2 separate regions of the Homo sapiens genome follow, and region 1 is linked to region 2. Evidence: read pairs that join two places in POLR2A ChIA-PET (ENCODE). Cell type or tissue: Panc1. All regions are shown on one strand. Each heading gives the region's core, and the rest is flanking DNA. Links, peaks and the distances in the headings are about the cores only. Region 1 overlaps KCTD7 (potassium channel tetramerization domain containing 7). Region 2 overlaps RABGEF1 (RAB guanine nucleotide exchange factor 1).

The links. ChIA-PET counts read pairs that join two places held together with the same protein. Peaks named below come from ENCODE experiments on the same cell type or tissue, not always from the same donor. Only the 100,000 strongest peaks of a DNase experiment are listed, where the experiment ranks them.
Region 1: POLR2A ChIA-PET joins it to region 2 with 10 read pairs; 2 of 35 experiments call an interaction of 5 or more read pairs at or near these places.

The regions. Positions count from the first base shown.
Region 1 is chr7:66,630,828-66,641,587 of GRCh38, forward strand. It overlaps KCTD7 (potassium channel tetramerization domain containing 7), which reads left to right. Exons shown (of 4, transcript NM_153033.5): 2 at 2,448-2,617; 3 at 7,426-7,604; 4 at 8,029-10,760. The coding sequence ends at 8,405. Among named protein-coding and RNA genes, the nearest start is that of KCTD7, 7.3 kb to the left of the region's middle. RefSeq lists enhancers at 1,690-1,739, 5,434-5,523. In Panc1, for the core only: no CTCF peak of the experiment used is centred there; a DNase peak (open chromatin) is centred at 5,343.
Region 2 is chr7:66,807,869-66,818,628 of GRCh38, forward strand. RABGEF1 (RAB guanine nucleotide exchange factor 1) reads left to right here. Exons shown (of 9, transcript NM_014504.3): 9 at 1,018-3,596. The coding sequence ends at 1,416. It also overlaps the pseudogene GTF2IRD1P1. Among named protein-coding and RNA genes, the nearest start is that of RABGEF1, 73 kb to the left of the region's middle. RefSeq lists an enhancer at 9,372-9,421. In Panc1, for the core only: no CTCF peak of the experiment used is centred there; no DNase peak of the experiment used is centred there.

The DNA.
Region 1 (10,760 bases), core at 985-8,984, 180 kb before region 2:
GCCCCATGTGAGCTCCAAAACTGTTTCCGATGGCTTTTGTCCTCTCTGCTTCAATCCTCTCATCTCTAATATGGAGCAAGCACTTGGATTGGTATGAAGTATCTTTAGAAAAGGTTTAAAGAGCTCCAGAAATGTTAAGTATTATTATTCCAAAATGATATCTGAGCCCTTGATATACACATAAAATGGTTTTAGAGGACCTACAGAATAAGCGCAAGGCATTTTCATGTCCTGTGGGTGCAGAAGAGTAACAGTGCATACACACACGGAAGTGTAACTACCTGTCTATTTCTTTCATTCATTCGGTGAATTTTGGGTCTTTATTTGAGCCAGGCGCTGCACAAGGCCCTGGGTCAGCTTTATTTAATGTATTTGTACCCTATTTTATTTCACAAAGGATTTGAAAGCTGGGAAAGGTACTGTGTAGATAAGCAGACTTTCACTGGAGCAGGAGAGATGTAATATTGAAAAGGATGCATGGCTATAATCCCAGCACTTTGGGAGGCCAAGGCAGGAAGATCACTTGAGGTTAGGACTTTGAGACCAGCTTGGCCAACATGGTGAAACCCCATCTCTACTAAAAATACAAAAATTAGTTGGGTGTGGCCATGCCCACCTGTAGTCCCAGCTACTTTGGAGGCTGGGGCAGCAGAATCTCTTGAACCCGGGAGGCAGAGGTTGCAGTGAACCGAGATCGTGCCATTGCACTCCAGCCTGGGTGTTGCAATGAGATTCCGTCTCAAAAAAAAAAAAAAAAGATGCATAGGGATACAATTTGAATTGATCTGGAGGAAGTTTGTGGGAAGATTAAAGAGAACTTAAACTGACCTCATTTTTTCAAATGCAGTTTGGTAGAAACCACAAGCAGTGCAAAACAGGAAAAAAAAAAAAGCCTTGCATTTTAAGGGAAACCTCGAGCTTCTTAGGGCACATTTATACCATCATTTTCATGTTCCTCACTCAGCCCTTACCTCCAGAACCTTAGCTGGACCGGAAACCAGGCTCACTCTACAGATTAGGAGAGGAGTAGATGCCTGGAAGTATTCAACACACAACTACTGAGCTCTGCTGTGGGCAGCCCATGATTGGTGACCAAGATGCTTTCCCTGTCTTTGGGAAGCTTGGGGTCTAGTGGAGTGAATTGACAGAGGGAAATAATTGGCGATGTATCGTGCTAGGTGCTATTATAGAGGAGAATATGACACACGGTGAAGGCACAGTCGAAGAATGTGTCATTAACTCTGTCCTAGGGGCAGGTGAGGGACAGTAGACAGAAATGCTCACAGATGAGGGGAACTTGAATAGAAATTTCTAGAATGAGTAGATGCCACTAAACTGTATGGTGTGTTGGTGTGAATTAGAAAAAGGGCACATAGCAGGCCGGGCGTGGTGGCTCACGCCGGTAATCCCAGCACTTGGGGAGGCCAAGGCGGGCGGATCATGAGGTCAGGAGATCGAGACAATCCTGGCTAACACGGTGAAACCCTATCTCTACTAAAAATACAAAAAATTAGCCAGTCGTGGTGGCAGGCACCTGTAGTCCCAGCTACTCGGGAGGCTGAGGCAGGAGAATGGTGTGAACCCGAGAGGCGGAGGTTGCAGTGAGCCGAGATCGCGCCACTGAACTCCAGCCTGGGTGACACAGGCTGGGACTCCGTCTCAAAAAAAAAAAAAAAAAGAAAAAGGGCACATAGCAGATGACTCTCATCCAGGTGCTTTTATGCAGTGAACAACCTATAACACTGTATGGGTCCATTTAACTTGCCATATAGACAGAAGAAGGAGACTGGTAAGAGCATTTTGGGCAAAGAAGACAATGTGAGCAAGAGCACTAAGATAGTAAATTCAGGAAGTGAAAGGACACTGAAGGCTTGAGCTCTAGAGCAGCGATAATGGAGTTGAGGTGGAGAGACCTGATTTAAAAGCTATCAGGGGGCCAGGCACAGTGGCTCATGCCTGTAATCCCAGCACTTTGGGAGGCCGAGGCAGGTGGATCATGAGGTCAGGAGATCGAGACCATCCTGGCTAACGCAGTGAAACCCCATCTCTACTAAAAAAATATATATATATATACAAAAAATTAGCCGGGTGTGGTGGAGGGCGCCTGTAGTCCCAGCTACTCCGGGAGGCTGAGGCAGGAGAATGGCGTGAACCCGGGAGGCGGAGCTTGCAGTGAGCCAACATCACGCCACTGCACTCCAGCCTGGGAGATGAGTGAAACTCCATCTCAAAAAAAAAAGAGCTATGAGGGTTAGAATGGGTAGGACTTGGCAGATGATGAGGGTGGGGCAGAGGGAGGAGAGAGAAGAAAGTGTTCAGATGGACCCGTGGGCTTGAGTGACTGAATGAATGGTGTGGCACCAATCAGACCCCAGGGATTGAAGATGGAGCAGCCCCAGCTCTCATTCCCCGTTGCCTGCCTGAGAGCCCTGGTGATTTCTTTCCAGTTTCCTGAGGTTGTTCCCCTTAACATCGGAGGGGCTCACTTCACTACACGCCTGTCCACACTGCGGTGCTACGAAGACACCATGTTGGCAGCCATGTTCAGTGGGCGGCACTACATCCCCACGGACTCCGAGGGCCGGTACTTCATCGACCGAGATGGCACACACTTTGGGTATGTCTCTCCCTCTACAATCAACTTTGTAGTCCTAGCAGGTGATTAGCGTAGGCTTGAGTATGGGACCTTGATATCTTCCATAGTACCTAGAAGAGGAGATAGCATATTGATGAAATTTAATAAATGGGTTTATTGAAAGAGATCAATTTTTTTTTTTTTTTTTGCCAAAGGAGACAAAGACAGCCAGAGAAATTCGAAATAACACACTGGCTGGATGAAATTGCTTCAATCATAGACAATTAAACAATTTTTATTTTCAGCTCTGCGCGGTGCTCATGCCTGTAATCCCAGCACTTTGGGAGGCTGAGGCAGGTAGATCACTTGAGGCCAGGAGTTCCAGACCAGCTCATTACAGCATGGTGAAACCCCATCTCTACTAAAAATACAAAAATTAGCTGGGTGTGGTGGCTCATACCTGCAATCCCAGCTACTCAGGAAGCTGAGGTCGAAGAATCGCTTGAACCCAGGAGGCAGAGGTTGCAGTGACCCGAGATCACGCCTCTGCGCTCCAGCCTGGGCGACACGAGATTCCATCTCAAAAAACAAAACAAAATTTCATTTTTATTTATTTATTATTTATTTATTTATCTCATTATACACCCACACACACAGATGTACACATACATGCACACATATATATATATGTATATATGGGTGTGTGTATACATATATATATATATATATATATATGTATATATATGAGCTCTGATGCACTGAGGCTTCCACTGGTCTTGATGTGTGTGATTCTATCTATCTATCTATCTATCTATCTATCTATCTATAAAAATAAAGATAGGATCTTGCTGTGTTGCCCAGACTGGTCTCAAGCTCCTGGCCTTAGGCAGTCCTCCCACCTTGGCCTCCTAAAATGCTGGTATTACAGTATTTATTTAAGTTTTAGGTGTTGTTTTTTTTTCGGGGGCTGTTTTTTTGGAGATAGGGTCTTGCTATGTTGCCCAGGGTGGAATGTAGTGGTTGTTCACCAGTGCCATCATAGCTCACTGCATCCTTAAACTCCTGGCTCAAGCAGTCTTCTCCCTTCAGCCTCCTGAATAGCTGAGACTACAGGTGTGCGCCACTGCACCTGGCTGTCCTATGCAATATGAGACCAGGAAGTTGTCATCTGTGTGGAGAGGAATAAGTGTAATCCCACATAGGGGGATAGTCTAAAACAACATGGAGAGTACCTTTAGACCTGGATTTTGGGGCTCAGCGTTGCCATGGGAAGGAGGCATGGTGTGTAGCAGTGGTTACCAGACTTCTTTCAGTAGTTTAAAGGAATAAAAAGAGATGGAAGACTGATACAGTGTTGTTCTTTAATTTTGCCAAGGAAAGTCTTTAAAAAAAAAAAAACCCTCTGTTGTTCTTGTCACTTAACACTAAAATGTGGAAAAACACAATGTCAACAACAGCAAAATAGCAGCCAGGCGTGGTGGTACTTGCCTGTAGTCACAGCTACTTGTGAGGCCGAGGTGGGAGGATTGGTTGAGCTCAGGAGTTGGAGTCTGCAGTGAGCCATGATCCTACCACTGTGCTCCAGCCAGGGCAACAGAGTGAGACTGTCTTTTTTTTTTTTTTTTTTTTGAGTCAGCGTCTTGCTCTGTTGCCCAAGCTGAGTGCAGTGATGCAAGCACAGCTCACTACAGCCTTGACCTCCCAGGTGCAAGCAATTTTGCTGCCTCAGTTTCCCAAGTAGCTGGGACTAGAGGTGCACACCACCACGCCTGGCTAATTTTTGATGTTTTTTAGAGATGAGGTTTCACTATGTTGGCCAGGATGTTCTCGAACACCTGGACTCAAGTGATCCTCCTGCCTCAGACTGCCAAAGTGCTGGGATTACAGGCCCAGCCTGTAGTTTGTGTCCGGCCCGGCCGAGACTCTGTGTCTTAAAAAAGAAAACAAAACCTTTCCCAAGAAAGGACTTCTGACAGTCTTACATGTAAACAATTTAAAGACTTTATGTCTCAGGGGTTCCATGTTTGTGAAATGAGAAATAATTATAGCTGCTGCACAGGCTTGTCAAAGAGGATTATATAAAGAGCCTTGGTGTGACCCCTAGCCATGTCCTTTTCAGAGTACGTGGCTGGAACTCTTAGCTCCTTCAGTCTGACATTGGAGATGACTAGAGACCTTGAACCAAGTGCCCAGGAGGCAGAAACTCTCCAACCACTACATCTCTGTGCTGGCCTCCAAGAAGGATTGCCCACATTGTGGGAAAGATCATTTTTATTCTCAGAAAGGAGCCCCTGGTCAAATAACTTGCTTGGAAGCATCTGGGTTTCCCCAGTGGGCTATCAGCTGCCTCCAATGCTGAGAAAACAAAGTGTCACATCGCTCTGCAGAACTATAAAAAGATGTTTGTTTGCGGGCTGTTTGGGGAAGGAAAGTGCCGGCCCCAGCTAGCAGCTCCCACAGCACCCTTAGCTGGGCCTTGCCCCAGGGTTTTGTTTTTCAGAGCTCACCAAGGTTTGCTGAAGATCTAGAAGGGATTTTGGGGAGGGGTTCTGGGTTTGACTTGAGGTGGATGTGCCCATGCTCAGGTGGCCACAGCTAGAGAGTGACAGCGCCAGGCAAGGGCATGGCAGAAAGCAGGAGATGGCGACATTCTTACTTTGGCTGATGAGCTCCTGTGACCTATGATTCATCAGCAGCAGATGAAGTTGTTGAATGACTCAGATAAAATAGGCGGTTCAGGGCATTTCGTAGGGTGCATTTCTTACTATACAGCTTATGTATCCCTAGCGTCCACCGTGAAGGCTGCTTGGGCCTCAGTCTGGGGTCGTTCCCCATTGTCATCAGCTTGCTGCACTCTGGTCTAAATGTTTCTGCTGAAGCTGGACCATGGTAGATGTGGGTGTAGAATCAGCCATGGCTGGATCTGAGCCTCTGGCAGCGGTGGCTACTTGAGCAAGCATGTTCCTGAACCTGTCTGGGCCCCACTTGAGCCTCATTTATGACATAGAGATAAGATAGCACACACCCCCAATGTCATTGAGAGGATTACATGGGATAACCCATGAATAGTGGCTGGCATGGAGTAATACTTAGCGAGTGTTAGCTGGTGTTGTATTAGGTCATAGACTAAGCTGTTATTGAGGTAGCAGCATTATCTTGGGGTTTACTCACTGTCTTCCGCACGTACGGGTGATGTATCTGATTACTCTGAGCACTAAATAATCTAAAAAGCTGGTGGCTTGCACCTATGGTCCCAGTTATTCGGGAGGCTGAGGCAAGAGGACTGCTTGAGCCCAGGAGTTAGAGGCTGCAGTGAGCTATGATTGCACCACTGCCCTCCAGCCTGGGTGACAGAACAAGATCCTATCTCTTAAAAAAGAAGAAAAAAAATCTGAAAAGTGAATTAGAAGGACTGAATTTTTATTTTAAGAAAATGCAATATGTGATTTTATTCAGCCCTGAAACCAGTTTGTTCAGACATTAGAGTTAGGCATTTTACCTGCTCTGCATAGCTACAGAATAATACTAGTGGCAAGGATGGGGAACACCTAGAACTCTTCTGCATTGCTGTTGGGAATGTAAAATGCTGCAACCACTTTGTTAACCACGTGCTTACCCTATGACTGAATGACTCTACTGCTAATACTTAAAAGAAATTTGTGCTTGTGTCCACTAAAGGTTTCTTTTGTTTGTTTGTTTTTGTGATGGAGTCTCACACTGTCACCCAGACTGGAGTGCAGTGGCGTGATCTTAGCTCACTGCAACCTCCACTTCCCAGGTTGAAGCAGTTCCCCTGCCTCAGCCTCCAGAGTAGCTGGGATTACAGACACCCACCACCATACCTGGCTAATTTTTGTATTTTTAGTAGAGATGGAGTTTCACCGTTTTGGCCAGGCTGGTCTTAAACTCCTGAGCTCAGATGATCCACCCACCTCGGCCTCCCAAAGTGCTGGGATCACACGTGTGAGCCACCGTGCCTGGCCTAAAGGTCTTATATAGGAATGTTCATCCCAGCTTTACTCATAATAGCCAAAAACTGGAAACAACCCAAATGTCCATCAACAAGACAACAGGGTAAATAAATTACACCATATTCATGCAAGGGTATACTTACATAATGAATAATAACTAATAAAAACAAAAAAACAAACTACTGGTTTGTTTTTATTATTTATTTGGTGGATACATTTCAAAAACATTATGTTAAAGGAAAGAAGCCAGGTATGAAAGAGAACATACTATATAATTCTGTTTATATATATATTTCAAGAAAAGGCAAAACTCATCTTTACTGATGGAAGGAGAAGTTAGAGTGGTTGCTTCCGTAGGGATTAACTGGGAAGTGGCATGAGGAACCTTAAGGAATGGAAATGTTTCATCTTGATCTAGGTGATGGTTGGATGGGTATATTCATACTTAAAAAAACAACTGAACTGTACAGTTAATATTTGTACATTTATTGAATATTTCACCTCAATTCTAAAACTATATATATATAAAGGGCTAGGTGTCATATCTTTCCATTATACTTACATATACCTAATAATACCTAATATTATACCTAATAATAGTAATTATAGTTGCTTACTGATAACAACAACTAATAACACTTATTGAGGCCCTACTCTGTGCCAGGGATTTTCTAATCACTTAATTCCCTAACACATTATGAGGTTTTATTGTTTTCTCCAATTTTACAGACAGGGAAACTGAGACATGGAGTAGTTAAGTTCATTTACCCAGTGTAACACAGCTGGCAGTCTGGTTTTAGATTTTGTCCAATGCACACTGTGTGGCACTGCCCAGGAGCATAAGCTCCTTGTCACCGACCCTCTTTCCTTCCTGCTTAGAGATGTGCTGAATTTCCTGCGCTCAGGGGACCTCCCACCCAGGGAGCGTGTTCGAGCTGTGTACAAAGAGGCCCAGTACTATGCCATCGGGCCCCTCCTGGAGCAGCTGGAGAACATGCAGCCACTGAAGGGCGAGAAGGTGCGCCAAGCGTTTCTGGGACTCATGCCCTATTACAAAGGTGAGGGTCAGCTGCCCAGGATGGTGGGTATGTGGGAGGAGGTCTGCAAGGCATCTGTGAGTGTTTAGGTCTCCATCAGAACACCGGGGGCAGCATTCATCCAGATTACTCAAGATGCGATGGAGTGTCATCCCTTCCCAGTCACGCTGGGGAGATTCAGGTTAAGGTGGGCCTACCTGGCCTATGACAGTTAGCAAATTGTATTTCAGAAGGACAGCCCTCGTCCCATTGGCTTCCCTTTGCTGTGGAGAACCGTGACCCTTGTTTAAGTTTGTGCCCTTCATTGGCCCCCTGAGTCCCTTCCCCGGGAAATCTGTCTTTCCCCTCCTGCATCCTGCCATCTTCAGGACTGTTTCTCTGTGCATCTCTGCTGCCCTGTCCTGCCTCTTCACCCTAGTGATAGGTGTTGTGTTCATCCTTATAGACCACTTGGAGCGGATTGTGGAGATCGCCCGGCTGCGTGCGGTCCAGCGGAAGGCCCGCTTTGCCAAGCTCAAGGTCTGTGTCTTCAAGGAGGAGATGCCCATCACCCCCTATGAGTGTCCGCTCCTCAACTCCCTGCGATTTGAGCGGAGTGAGAGTGACGGGCAGCTTTTTGAGCACCACTGTGAAGTGGATGTGTCTTTTGGGCCCTGGGAGGCTGTGGCTGATGTTTATGACCTGCTGCACTGCCTGGTCACGGACCTCTCGGCCCAGGGTCTCACCGTGGACCACCAGTGCATCGGGGTGTGTGACAAGCACCTCGTGAACCACTACTACTGCAAGCGCCCCATCTATGAGTTCAAGATCACATGGTGGTGAGTAGCCCCGGTAGGCGAGAGTCCCATCAGGGAGGATGTCCACCTTGCTTGGTGGCTCTGGGAGTAAGATCCCTGAAGGGGCTGCTGACTGCCCCAGAATCTGCCGAGGTGAGAACAGCATCCTGAGGCACAGCTCCCAGGGGACAGAGGTGTAGCTCCAATCTCCCTGACTGCACCTCAGGGTTGGGCTCAGGGCTTGCGGCCTGCAGGCACTCCAGCCAGCGCTCACCTGGCCTTTCCTCAAGGCATGGTAGTCTTTCCTTGAGGCTGATAGCTAGGGCTTGACCAGGAAGTCCCGAGAAGTTTTGTCACCTTCTTGACCTTGCAAGAGAGTTTCTGCCCATTTTAGAGCCACGTTACCAAATCGATGTAGGCCTAATCACTTCCTCAACCCTGTTCAAGCGTCCCTCCCTTGTGCTCAGTATATTGGTGTGAACACGGAACATGATGGGGGATTTACCTGACCAGCCACCCCATAGCCCCTGGCTGAAGAAGAAAGAGCATCTTCTCTCCCACTGCACCCCTTCTCCTCCAAGAATAGTTGCCCACATTCCCAAAATGTGGAAAGACTTTTCTTTTCCTTCCGGAACATGTTCTTCACCACCTTTTGGAGATTTAACCATAGCTGCCAAAGCTATGCACCCAGTTGGCCTTAGAAAACCACAATGTTTACAGCCCTGTCTTAGGGCCGCGGCTTCTCTTATCTTCCACCACCTTCCTTGCTTGCAGGGTTATCTTCTCACAGGGCTGGAATGCAAATTTCAGAGGCTTCTTTTGAAGATTCCCCAAGTCAAGCAGGCAAGATGCCTAGATCTTCTGTTATCTTTGACATGTAACATCCTTTTTAGAGGCTCAGAACACCTCCTTGGCTGCTATCTCATGTGTTAGAATCCAGTTTGTGGTGAACCTCTTTGGAAGGGGACCCCCTCTCTTTAAACCCTGTTCCTCTGTCCTGGTAACATTCTCCTTCTAGGAGAGCCTCTCTTCTGAGAAGGTAAAGGAAGGGCTGGGTGAGACACACAGCTATCCTAGGAGCCGTAGGAAGACAAAACTTCCCTTTTGTTTTACTCCTCACTCCTCTATTTTTGTTTTACTCACTTCTTTATATTTTGTTTTACTCCTCACTCCTGTATATTTTGGTTTACTTACTCCTCTATTTCAGAAATTGAAAAAGATCCCCAAGGATCTGTTACTACTGCATTTCCTTCTTGCTCTGTCTACAGCCTAGGCCAACTAGTCAGGGTCTGGACATGCATCTCCTAAAGGAAGAACTGTGTAGCACCATTGATCACAATGTAACATTTCCATGCTGCATTAAGGGTGTCTCTCTCTAATCATGATTGTACCTGTCTCTTCCTGGGTAAAGGGAGATTTTTTTTTTTAATGTGTAAAGAATTGATGCGAGCCAGGAACATGTCTGTAGTCCCAGCTACTTGGGCACACGCCTGTAGTCCAGGCCACTCGAGCACACACCTGTAGTACCAGCTACTCTGGAGGCTGAGGCAGGAGGATCACTTGAGCCCAGGAGATTAAGACTGTAGTATACTATGATCGTGCCTGTGGCTAGCCACTGTGCTCCAGCCTGGGCAACACCATCGTAAAAATAAATAAATAAATAAATAAATTGGGGAGGACAGCCTCACTGGTATCAGACTTACAGGACCAGATAGACAAGATGGGTATAAGGGGAGCTGAAGTCTGTGTTCATATGAGGAAGAGAAGACCAAGCCCTGGGACTTTGGCTGAATTCCTCCGTGGGGCTGGACGGCAGTGATCTCCTGTTCCCTATGTGTAAACAAAGATTCCAGGGCGTGGTTTTGCACTCCTGTTGTACTCTTTTAGAGGTGGAAAAGAGGTGGATACTGAGATCTAAGAGGAAAGGATAGTCATTCACGTTCTGAGATATGCGCTCTCTCTATTGTTCTCGTACACAAAGGGATAGTCTCTTTTCTGGAGCTGATGTCCCTGCTTGGAGGTTAGCCCCAAAACATGGCTCTTGTATTGTTCTAAGAGAAAAGGCTTTCATTTTGGTTCTTCTGATTGGTGTTACCTACTGCCTAATATGTGTTCATTTTTTGACAGAGAGGCAGACTATTGAAAAAGTCTGTGTGAACAGAGAGCAGTTCATTAAGCCCATTGCTTTCAGTAATGTGGCCTTGACCCCTTCTGCTTCCCCCTTCTCCCATGGAGCATGGCAGGGCTTGGTTATTTAGAGTCCATACATGCAAGCCATTGAGAGACTTGTTTGCTCAAATGCAAGTTTGCTCAAAAACAGGTCCTGAAGGCTTGCTTAGGATTACAGGGATGCTGGGTAAGAACACCGTTCCTCTCTCTCGCTGGAGAAATCCCTGTTTCT
Region 2 (10,760 bases), core at 1,279-9,278:
TGGTCTGAACTCCTGGTCTCAAGCAATCCTCCCACCTCGGCCTCCCAAAGTGCTAGGATTACAAGCACGAGCCAACACGCCTGGCTCAGATGTCTGTTGAATTGGGCATTTGCAGTGCCATGTCTGTACTAATAATTGCTACCGTGTATTCATTGCTCGCTGCAGGCCTCTCGGAAGCACGTGACATGTTATGTTGTTTAATTCTCACAATAAATCTAGGTGGTATTTCCCCCCATTTACAGGTACAGAAACCTCAGAGAGCTTAAGTAACTTTCCCACGGTCACTCACTGTTGTTGTTAAGTGAAAGAGGTGACAGTGAACTCAGGTTCAGTCACTTCAGAGTTGTTCCTTTTTTTTTTTTTTCCTGAGACAGTCTTGCTCTGTCACCCAGGCTGGAGTGCAGTGGCGTGATCTTGGCTCACTGCAACCTCCGCCTCCCAGGTTCAAGCAATTCTCCTGCCTCAGTCTCCCAGGTAGCGGGGATTACAGGCGCCCACAACTGCGCCCAGCTAATTTTTGTATTTTTAGTAGAGATGGGGTTTCACCATGTTGGCCAGGCTGGTCTCAAACTCCTGACCTCATGATCCACACGTCCCAGCCTCCCAAAGTGCTGGGATTACAGGCTTGAGGCACCGGGCCCGGTCTGGAGCTGTTCTTTTAACCACTTGATGTTAAAATATTCATTTGAGGATCAGAGGTCTGTGTGCCACACCTACTTGGGGACTATATCCTGGGTGGGGATAGCAGGTCTGGGAAGACTCAGACAGAATGGCTTCATGGTGCACCTGGGGAGGCTGCACCCAGACATCGGCCCTGGAGCTCCTGGGAGTGTATAGGAAGCACGACCGGGGATAGGAGTAGGTAATTTTTGAGGCTGAAATACACAGAAGTTCATGAGTTTGTTTTGTTTACTTTAGCTTCTGTTTTAAATGGTCTGTGATCAAAAGATTTTTACAAATCGACTCGAGTATGCATAGCTTTCCTAATATGACTGTATTAACGTCCTCTTCTTGTAGTGCTGTGCTGTGGCTTTCATTGAGAAGCTAGACGCCCAGTCTTTGAATCTAAGTCAGGAGGATTTTGATCGCTACATGTCTGGCCAGACCTCTCCCAGGAAGCAAGAAGCTGAGAGTTGGTCTCCTGATGCTTGCTTAGGCGTCAAGCAAATGTATAAGAACTTGGATCTCTTGTCTCAGTTGAATGAACGACAAGAAAGGATCATGAATGAAGCCAAGAAACTGGAAAAAGACCTCATAGATTGGACAGATGGAATTGCAAGAGAAGTTCAAGACATCGTTGAGAAATACCCACTGGAAATTAAGCCTCCGAATCAACCGTTAGCAGCTATTGACTCTGAAAACGTTGAAAATGATAAACTTCCTCCACCACTGCAACCTCAAGTTTATGCAGGATGATCACAATTTAGTGGAGAGTATTTATTTGAGCCTAAATTGTAGGTAGCCCTTACTACACTCAACTGATTGGGATCTAGAATGTAACTAAATTGCTTATAAATGTCAGCATTTTTTAAAGGTACAGTATATGGGGATTGTTTCGTTTTTCCTAGCAGGGGAACCTTAGTTAATAATAAAATACTACTTATTTGAGTTACTGATACAGATTCATTTAAGGCTTGTGTGCAAATTTTGTCTCAATCTTTTTTCCCTCCATGATTTTCCTATGTGCTTCCTCTGGCATTCACTGTGGTTTTGGTAAATAATTGCCTTTTAAAGGATTAAACAAATGAATGCTACAAAGTGTATGTTCAAGAAAATTAAATGGTACCACTCTTCCACAGTTTGGAATAATTTTATAATTGTAAAGATAGAAATTATATTGATAAGTAAATATGTAAAATTGTAAATATGTAAAAAAAAGAATGGTGTCTGCTGTGCATGGCATTTTATATGTTAATTTTTTAGTTTAAAATGAAGTATATTGAATGTTTGCCTTTAGCACCATTTTATTTGGTTTGTCCCACTAAAATGACTCGAGAAGTGTTTAGACAAACTCCCCTTAAGATGTGCACTCCATCTTTAAGAACGTGTTAGCCTTAACTTTGAGGTTCTATATAGTCAGAGACTATGACACCACTAAGGTTCAGAATAAAGTTTAGGCCACATAAAATTGCTGTTTAATGTAGTCGATGGAAGACTTTAAACTATGCTTCTAGCTTATTTTTCCCTCATTCATTCAGCAAATCTCTATTGAGTTCTTCAGTGAGAAGGAGCAGGCACTGGGCCTGGAATGGAAGGCGGGAATGAATGGGCCTCTGATGGTGAGAGGTGACGGGGTCCCTCAGCTGTGAGATGCAAGGGGCGCCTTGCAGCCTCCATAATATACATTTGACTTTGCAAACGTCTAGACATGTTTTCTGAACCTTTTTCAGGACATTTCAACCTCGGGACTATTCATATTAGTGGCCTGAGAGGTGTTTGTTGTGGGGCCACCCTGTGCATGGTAGAATGTTCAGCAGCATTCCTGCCATCCATATCCATTAGGTGCCAGTAGCACCCCCGCTAGAGCTGTGAAAAATTCTCTCCAGACATAGTCAGATGTCTCCTGGGGCCATATCACCCCTCCGTTAAGAACCACTGATGTCTTTTACAAACCAGGAGTTATCCTCCTGGTGGTTAATATGGTGTAACCAAAGAATCTTGCACTCAATGCACAGTGTGATGTTAACTAAAACGAGTTAAATATTTAGGAGGCTTGACAGCTACCTGCATTGTAGAACCTTTTCTTATCTCAGTGGAACCTTCTATAACCTAAATATACCATTGATGATTCTTCTTCCATTCAGTGACATCCACAGATTATGCAGCTATACTTGTGAAATCGTGCATGAGGCCCCAGGGCACCGTTCTAGAACAACGTCACTTCACACAGGCAGCTGAGAAAGGTTCTCTTGCTTTTCCAGTATCTTCCTAAGGATGGAGCCCAAAATTGCAGAGCAGTAACTTTGGAATAAAACCAGGGTGGGTATAAAACTTCTTATTCTTAAATTTACATATAAGATCTATTAAGCTTGACACATCTGTGTCATCACGCACTGAAGACAGGAAGCAGTTCACTGAGTCAGCTGGTTCCCAAGCTCGCACAGAAGGTGATAAGTTACTATCAAATGCCAGTGAGAATCTTCTTATAGAATAACCTGGGCCCAAGTGATTTTAGTACAAAACTTGCCCTTCTTTGGTTTAATTTTCTATGTGCTTTTAGGTGTGAATCCAGATATGCGGTCTTAATTCCTTTGGAAATACACAGTTCGTTTAGTTACTGTACACTCTGTTTGTTCAATAAACTGCATATCAACTTCCCACAAAAGCTGACTTTTTTGGGTCTCTTACATATAAAGTAGGTTATTGAGTTGATTTTTTTGGAGGTATCTCATATTGGTCGAATTCTTCTGGTATGGACTCTTGCCTTATATAGAGGCTTCTATTTCTCTTAAGTCAGCATCAATACAACGGCCGGAGTTTCTGTTTTTGCAATAAGAAGATGTTGGTATTTTATGTAGGGTAAATGTGACTGGAATACACCTTTGGAACGGAATTCTTTATCAATAAAGTTTCACAATCCGTCCCTCTTCCAAAAATTGATTTGGTTCTTTCTTAGGAAAATATACATTATTATTAATATTCTCATGCTACAGAGGTTTTCTGGTTAAGCTATACCTAAAAATGAAACATTAGAGACATTTGTCAGTTAAAATTAAGAAGACAAGAATATTTGCTGTCACCACAATCAATCAACCTTGTTCTTGCAGTTCTACCAAGGTACTCAGTCTTCAAACAGACATAAAAGTAGAGAAAAAAGGAGTTAATGTAATCAATATAGAGCTATTATTGTCTGTTGGTGAGGACATGAACTCTGAAGCTGGAAGGCTTGGATTTGGTTTTGAATTTTATTCTGCTACTTATTAGCTCATTGGCCCTGAACAAATCTCTTGTTTCAGATCCCTCAGCTGTGAAATGGGGTTAATAATATTACTGCTTCATGGGGTTGTTGTCTGAACTTAGAACAAATGATAGCTATTATTTGTAGATGGTTATTTTATGTAGAAAACCCAAGAGAAGGCTGGGTGTTGTGGCTCACGCCTGTAATCGCTTTTGGAGGCAAGGCAGGAGGAATGCTTGAGGCCAGGAGTTTGAGAGCAATGTCAGCAACATAGTGAGACCCACATCTCTACAAAAAAAAAAAACACTAGCTGGGCATGGTGGTGTGTACCTGTAGTCCCAGCTACTGGGGAGGCTAAGGTGGGAAGATCACCTAAGCCCAGGAATTTGAGGTGGCAGTGAGCTGTGATCTCACCATTGCATGCTAGCCTGAGTGAGACCCTGTCTTGAAAAACAGAAATGTAAAAAAAGAAAACCCAAGAGAATTTATATTGAAACTATAGAATTTCATCTCTATATTAGTGAAAGATGAAAATTCTAAAATAGCGATAAAAGCTAACTGTACAAAATGATTTTCCTATATACCATTACTAACCACTTAGCAAACATTGTGGAGAAAAAAATCAATTTACAATAGAAACAAATATAAATCACCTACAGAGAACAAGAGCTTTCAGGATCGATACGAAAAACAGAAAATTGAGTGAGAAGCACAAAGGTGTGACTGCAAAGGGCCCTGTGCTTGGACTTTAGGGCTCTGTAGCTGCCATCGTGAAATTCTTCTTTTTTGTTTTTGTTTTTCTTTGGGCTGGGGGGTATAGGGTCTGGCTCCGTAACCCAGGCTGTGGAGTGCAGTGGTGTGAACATGACTTACTGCAGCCTGGACCTCCTGGGCTCAAGCTAGCCTCTCGTCTCAGCCACCTGAGTAGCTGGGACTACATGTGTGTGCCACTGTACCCAGCTAATATTTAAATTTTTTATGGAGACGAATCTCACTATGTTGTCCTGGCTGATCTTTTTTTTTTTTTTTTTTGAGATGGAGCCTTGCTCTGTCACTCAGGCTGGAGTGCAGTCGTGTGATCTTGGCTCACTGCAATCTCCACCTTCTGGGTTCAAGTGATTTTCCTGTCTCAGCCTCCCAAGTAGCTGGGACTACAGGTGCGTGCCACCATGCCCAGCTAATTTTTTGTATTTTTAGTAGAGATGGGGTTTCACTGTGTTAGCCAGGATGGTCTTGATCTCCTGACCTCGTGATCCACCTGCCTCGGCCTCCTGAAGCGCTGGGAATACAGGCGTGAGCCACCGCGCCCAGCTGTCCAGGCTTGTTTTAAACTCTTGGGCTCAAGCAATTCTCCCACCTTGGCTTCCTAATGTGCTGGGATTACCAGCATGAGCCTCCGTGCCCCACCCCACCGAAAAAAGAAATTTATACTTAAGTTTTTGCCCACAGGTTCCTCAGTGTGTTAAAAAGGTTGAATGGGGAACCTGAAACTCCTCCCCCTGCTTTTGGAAGTGTAGGGCACTTCCCTTTCTCCACAGTGTCAGTAGAGGATGGGTGGAGACTGAACTTCCAGCCCTGCCAGGTGAGAATGAAGTGTTTGTTCCTGTCCTCTCCACCCTCTTCTGTGGTGTTGGTGGGGGCTGAGGGGGGAGCCTGGATTTCTACCTCCACCCATGATAATGAGGTCACAACTCACTTTCTTCACCAGTGTGACATTGGCTAAAGAATATTTAAATTAGATTGAGAGCCTCCTAACATAACAACACCCCAAACCTTCAAGACACAATAAAAAAAATCACTGACCATCTGGGGGCAGTGGCTCCTGCCTGTAATCCCAGCACCTTGGGAGGCCCAATGTAGGCGGATCACCTGAGGTCAGGAGTTCGTGACCAACATAGCTGAACGTCATCTCTACTAAAAATACAAAAATTAGCTGGGCGTGGTGTTGGATGCCTGTAATCCCAGCTACTCAGGAGGCTAAGGCAGGAGAATCACTTGAACCCGGGAGGTGGAGGTTGCAGTGAGTCGAGATTGTGCCACTGCACTCCAGTCTGGGAGACAGAGTGAGACTCTGCCAAAAAAAAAAAAAAAAGAAAAAAAGGCCGGGCACAATACCTCACACCTGTAATCCTAGCACTTTGGGAGGCTGAGGCGGGTGGATCACCTGAGGTCAGGAGTTCCAGACCAGCCTGGCGAACATGACAAAACCTCGTCTTTACTAAAAGTACAAAAATTAGCCAGGTGTGGTGGGAGCCTGTAGTCCTAGCTACTCAGGAGGCTGAGGCAGGAGAATAGCTTGAACCCGGGAGGCGAAGGTTGCTGTGAGCCGAGATCACACCACTGCACTCCAGCCTGGGAGACAAGAGTGAGATTGTGTCTCAAAAAAAAAAAATCACTTATCATATCTGAACCAAATGACACATGTGTTGGAATTATCTGACAAAGATTTTAAAGAAGGCATCATAAAAATTCAATAACTAAAGACAAACATGCTTGAAACAAATGAAAAACCCCAGCAAAACCACTGAAGACATGAAGCAAATGGAAATTTTTGAATTTAAAATGACAATAACTGAAAGTTTTTAAATTTCATATTAGAGGGCTGGGCGTGGTGGCTCACACCTGTAATCTCAGCACTTTGGGAGGCTGAGGTGAGTGGATCACCTGAGGTTAGGAGTTCGAGACCAGCCTGGCCAACATGGTGAAACCCTGTCTCTACTAAAAACACAAAATATTAGCCGGGCATGCTGGTGCATGCCTGTAATCCCAGCTACTCAGGAGGCTGAGGCACGAGAATTACTACTTGAACTGGAAGTGGAGGTTGCAGTGAGCCAAGATCATGCCACTGCACTCCAGCCTAGGCGACAAAGCGACACTCCATCTGAAAAAAAAAAAAAAATTCATATTAGAATTGCAGTGATCGAAGAATGGATTAACTGGGATATAGATCAATAGAAATTCCCAATGTGAACAACAGAGCAAAAATTGAACTTTTAAAATGTAGGCTCAGGGACCCGTGGGATGGTTAAAAGAAAAAAGAGATCTATCATTGTCACTGGAGTAACAGAAGGAGAGGAGAAAAATGCATATGGCTAAAAAATATTAAATAGCAACTGAAAATCTCCCCGAAATTTTCATGCCTGTAATCCCAGCAATTTGGGAGGCCGAGGCAGGAGGATCACCTGAGGGCAGGAGTTGGAGACCACCAGCCTGGTCAACATGGTGAAACCCCATCTCTACTAAAAAAATACAAAAATTAGCCAGTTGTGGTGGCATGAGCCTGTAACTCAGCTACTCAGGAGGCTTAGGCAGGAGAATCACTTGAATTCAGGAGGCGGAGGTTGCATTGGGCTGAGATCACGCCATTGTGTTCCAGCCTGGGCAACAAGAATAAAACTCCATCTCAAAACAAACGAAGACAAGTGCTAGCATGTGCCAAAGGGATCCCAGACCACCATCTCTCTCTCTCTCTCTCTCTTTTTTTGAAACAGAGTCTTGCTCTGTCACCCAGGCTGGAGTGCGGTGGCACCATCTTGGCTCACTGCGACCTCCGCCTCCCAGGTTCAAGCAATTCTCCCGCCTCAGCCTCCCGAGTAGCTGGGATCACAGGTGCACGCCACCTCACCCGACTTAATTCTTGCATTTTTTTGGTAGACGTGGAGTTTCGCCATGTTGCCCAGGCTGGTCTCGAACTCCTGGCCTCAAGCCATCCTCCCTCCTTGACCTCCCCAAATGCTGGGATTACAGGCGTGAGGTGCCGCACCTGGCTCCTATTCTGATTTCAAAGCACTAAGACCACAGCTGATTGCTGAATAAGGAGTGGGCGTGTCAGCTACCTTCCCGGAGGGGGGCAGGCAGGCTCCTGGGCCCTGTACCCTCCCACCCCCTAGGTCCCCCCACCATCCACCTGTAGGCACCTCCTCTCCCCTGGAGTCTCTAACACAGAGCTGGCAGGGTACAGTCGGGCCTGGATTGCTAACCTGGCTTGCCTGGTCCCTTAGGCCCTGAAGTTGGGGGCCAGCTCCTCCCCACTTCCAGCCTGGCCCTCCAATCCCAAACCAGGTCAGGGTCATGGTGCTGGGACAACAGACCTCCCCCTGAGCTCAACCTTACCTTGAAAGCCCTGTCTCTTCAGGCTCTCGCCCACCAGAGGGTCCCTGGAATCCCTCTCTGGGGGCAGGGCAGGGGGAGAGAAACCAAGTGAGGAGGCAGTTCCTGGGACCCAAGATGGCATCATTAGGGGAAACCCAGTGCGGGGGTGTGGGGAGAATGCCAGGGCCAAGATGAGAGCAGGACAGAGCCAGCAGGAGGAGGGGCTGGTGGCAGAGGCTCCTGGGCCCCTCCCTTGCCCGCCCACACCATGTCCCACGACCCCGCGCTGGGTACCTTGACTGTCAATGATGGGCTCTTTGACTCCCTCAGTGAGCAGCTCAGGCCTGGAAAACACAAGTGGGGCCATCACAGAGGTCCCTCCAAGCATCTCTGGGACTGCCCAGCCCTCCCCTCTGGGCCTCGGTCTGCACATCCCTGCAATGGACCCTCCTGGCTCCGCACAGTTAGGCCTGGAGTCCCTGCTGCCCCATGTGTGGAATCTGGGGGGCTGCCCTGGGCTTGAAGGATCCAGCTGGGAGTGAGACCCACCCAGTCCTGAACAGGTCCGTCTGATATCTCACTCCTGCTCCAGGGACATTGCACGATTGTCACTACCTGGGATTGGAGCAGGCGGCCTCAGGGGGCCTCCTGTGGAGCTGGTTTAAAGTGTAGAAACAAGGTCTAGTGCAGTAGCTCACGCCTGTAATCCCTGCACTTTGGGAGGTCGAGGAAGGCAGATCACTTGAGGTCAGGAGTCTGAGACCAGCCTGGCCAACATGGTGAAACTCGTCTCTACTAAAAATACAAAAATTAGCTGGGTGCGGTGGCAGGCTCCTATAATCCCAGCTACTCGGGAGGCTGAGGGAGGGGAATCGCTGAGGAGGCGGAGGTTGCAGTGAGCTGAGATAGCGCCACTGCACTCCAACCTGGATGACAGAGCAAGACTCCATCTCTAAATAAATAAATAAAATAAATAAATAAATAAATAAATAAATAAATAAATAAATAAATAAAGTGTAGAAACAGTCGGGGTCCACTACATAGCAAGAACTCTGAGCTTCTGGAAAGGTCTCAGATCTGTGGCTCACATCTGAGAGCTGCTGTGTAAATGCAGTCGGGAGTGCCAGTGAGCAAGCCCAGCTTTGTATTATAATAATGTCTTTAGCTCCACAGACTCCAGAAAGCCCTGTCCAGACATGAATCAACCTTCTTTATCATACCACACTGCTTCTAAAGTCTCCATCTTCAGCACAACTTGTCCTGTTAGAGCAAGCCTGTTGGGGGGCTGGGGTTTGTGGTGGGTAGAGGACACTGGGAAAATCATGCTGGCCAGAAGGGGGCTGTCGGGGGATGGCAGGGTAGGCCATGGAGTGGAGAGGTAATGAGCTCTCTGTCACAGGGGTAATCAAGCAGCAGCACTGAGGAGTCTCTGCCTGAGAGTGAGCCCAAAGGCCAAACTCTCAAGGAGGGCACCCCTTGGGTCCCCAGTAGATGAGGATTTGGTGCCTGCTCTGGCGGTGGGCATCTCTTAAGCTTCTGAACAGTGCCAGGCACAGAGCTGGGGTCACAGGGCCAGGGCTGGGAGGGGGAAGCATAACCCTGCCTTGAACCACAGTCTCAGGAGCTAGAAAAGGCTTCGGACTGCATTTGGGCCCCTCCTCTTTATGGGAGAACTCAGGTTCTGAAAGGGGAAGTGACTTCCCAGCAGTAAACTTAGAGAGGCAGAAGCTGGGCAGAGCCCCTGAGTCCCAGGCCAGAGTAGCGACAGTGCTTCCCCTTAAATAGCACAGCCGGCTGCCAAGGCCACAGGGAGTAACAGGAGGAGCTGGCCTCAAACCCACCAGACAGCCTCTCCCGTCGGCCACTGCGCTGATCTGCCTCCTTTTCCAAATGACAGGTGTAGAAAGCCATCGTGACTTTAAAAAGTGCTCAAGGCTGGGCATGGTGGCTCAACCTGTAATCCCAGCACTTTGGGAGGCTGAGGCAGGGGGATCGCTTTGAGCCCAGGAGTTTGAGACCAGCTTGGGCAACATAGCGAGACCCCTTCTCTACAAAAAATGTAAAAATTAGCCAGGTGTGGTGGCGTGCTCCTGCAGTCCCAGCTACTCAGGAGGCTGAGGCAGGATTGCTTGAGCCCAGGAGTTTAAGGCTGCAGTGAGTTATGATTGTGCCACTACACTCCAGCCTGGGCTTCAGAAAGACCTGTCTCTTAAAACAAATGCTCATGGCCAGGCATGGTGGCTCATGCTTGTAATCCCAGCTACTCAGGAGGCTTAGGCAGGAGAGTTGCTTAAACCTGGAAGGTGGAGGCTGCAGTGAGCCGAGATGGAACCACTGTACTCCAGCCTGGGTGACAGAGCGAGACTCTGTCTCAAAAAAACCCGCAAAAGGCTGGGCATGGTGGCTCACGCCTCTAATCTCAGCACTTTGGGAGGCCAAGGCGAACGGATCACTTGAGGCCAGCCTGACCAACATGGTGAAACCCCGTCTCTACTAAAAATACAAAATTTAGCCAGGCATAGTGACATGCGCCTGTTATTACAGCTACTCAGGAGGCTGAGGCAGGGGGATTGCTTGAACCGGGAGGCAGATGTTGTAAGTCGAGATCGCACCACTCCACTCCAGCCTGGGCAACAGAATGAGACTGTCTCAAAAAATAGAAAACAACAACAACAACAAAACCCACAAAAAACAAAAAAACAATGCTCATGAGCACAAGGTGTCTCTGCACAAAACCATAAAAAATGTCATTCATGAGGACTTGCTGTTG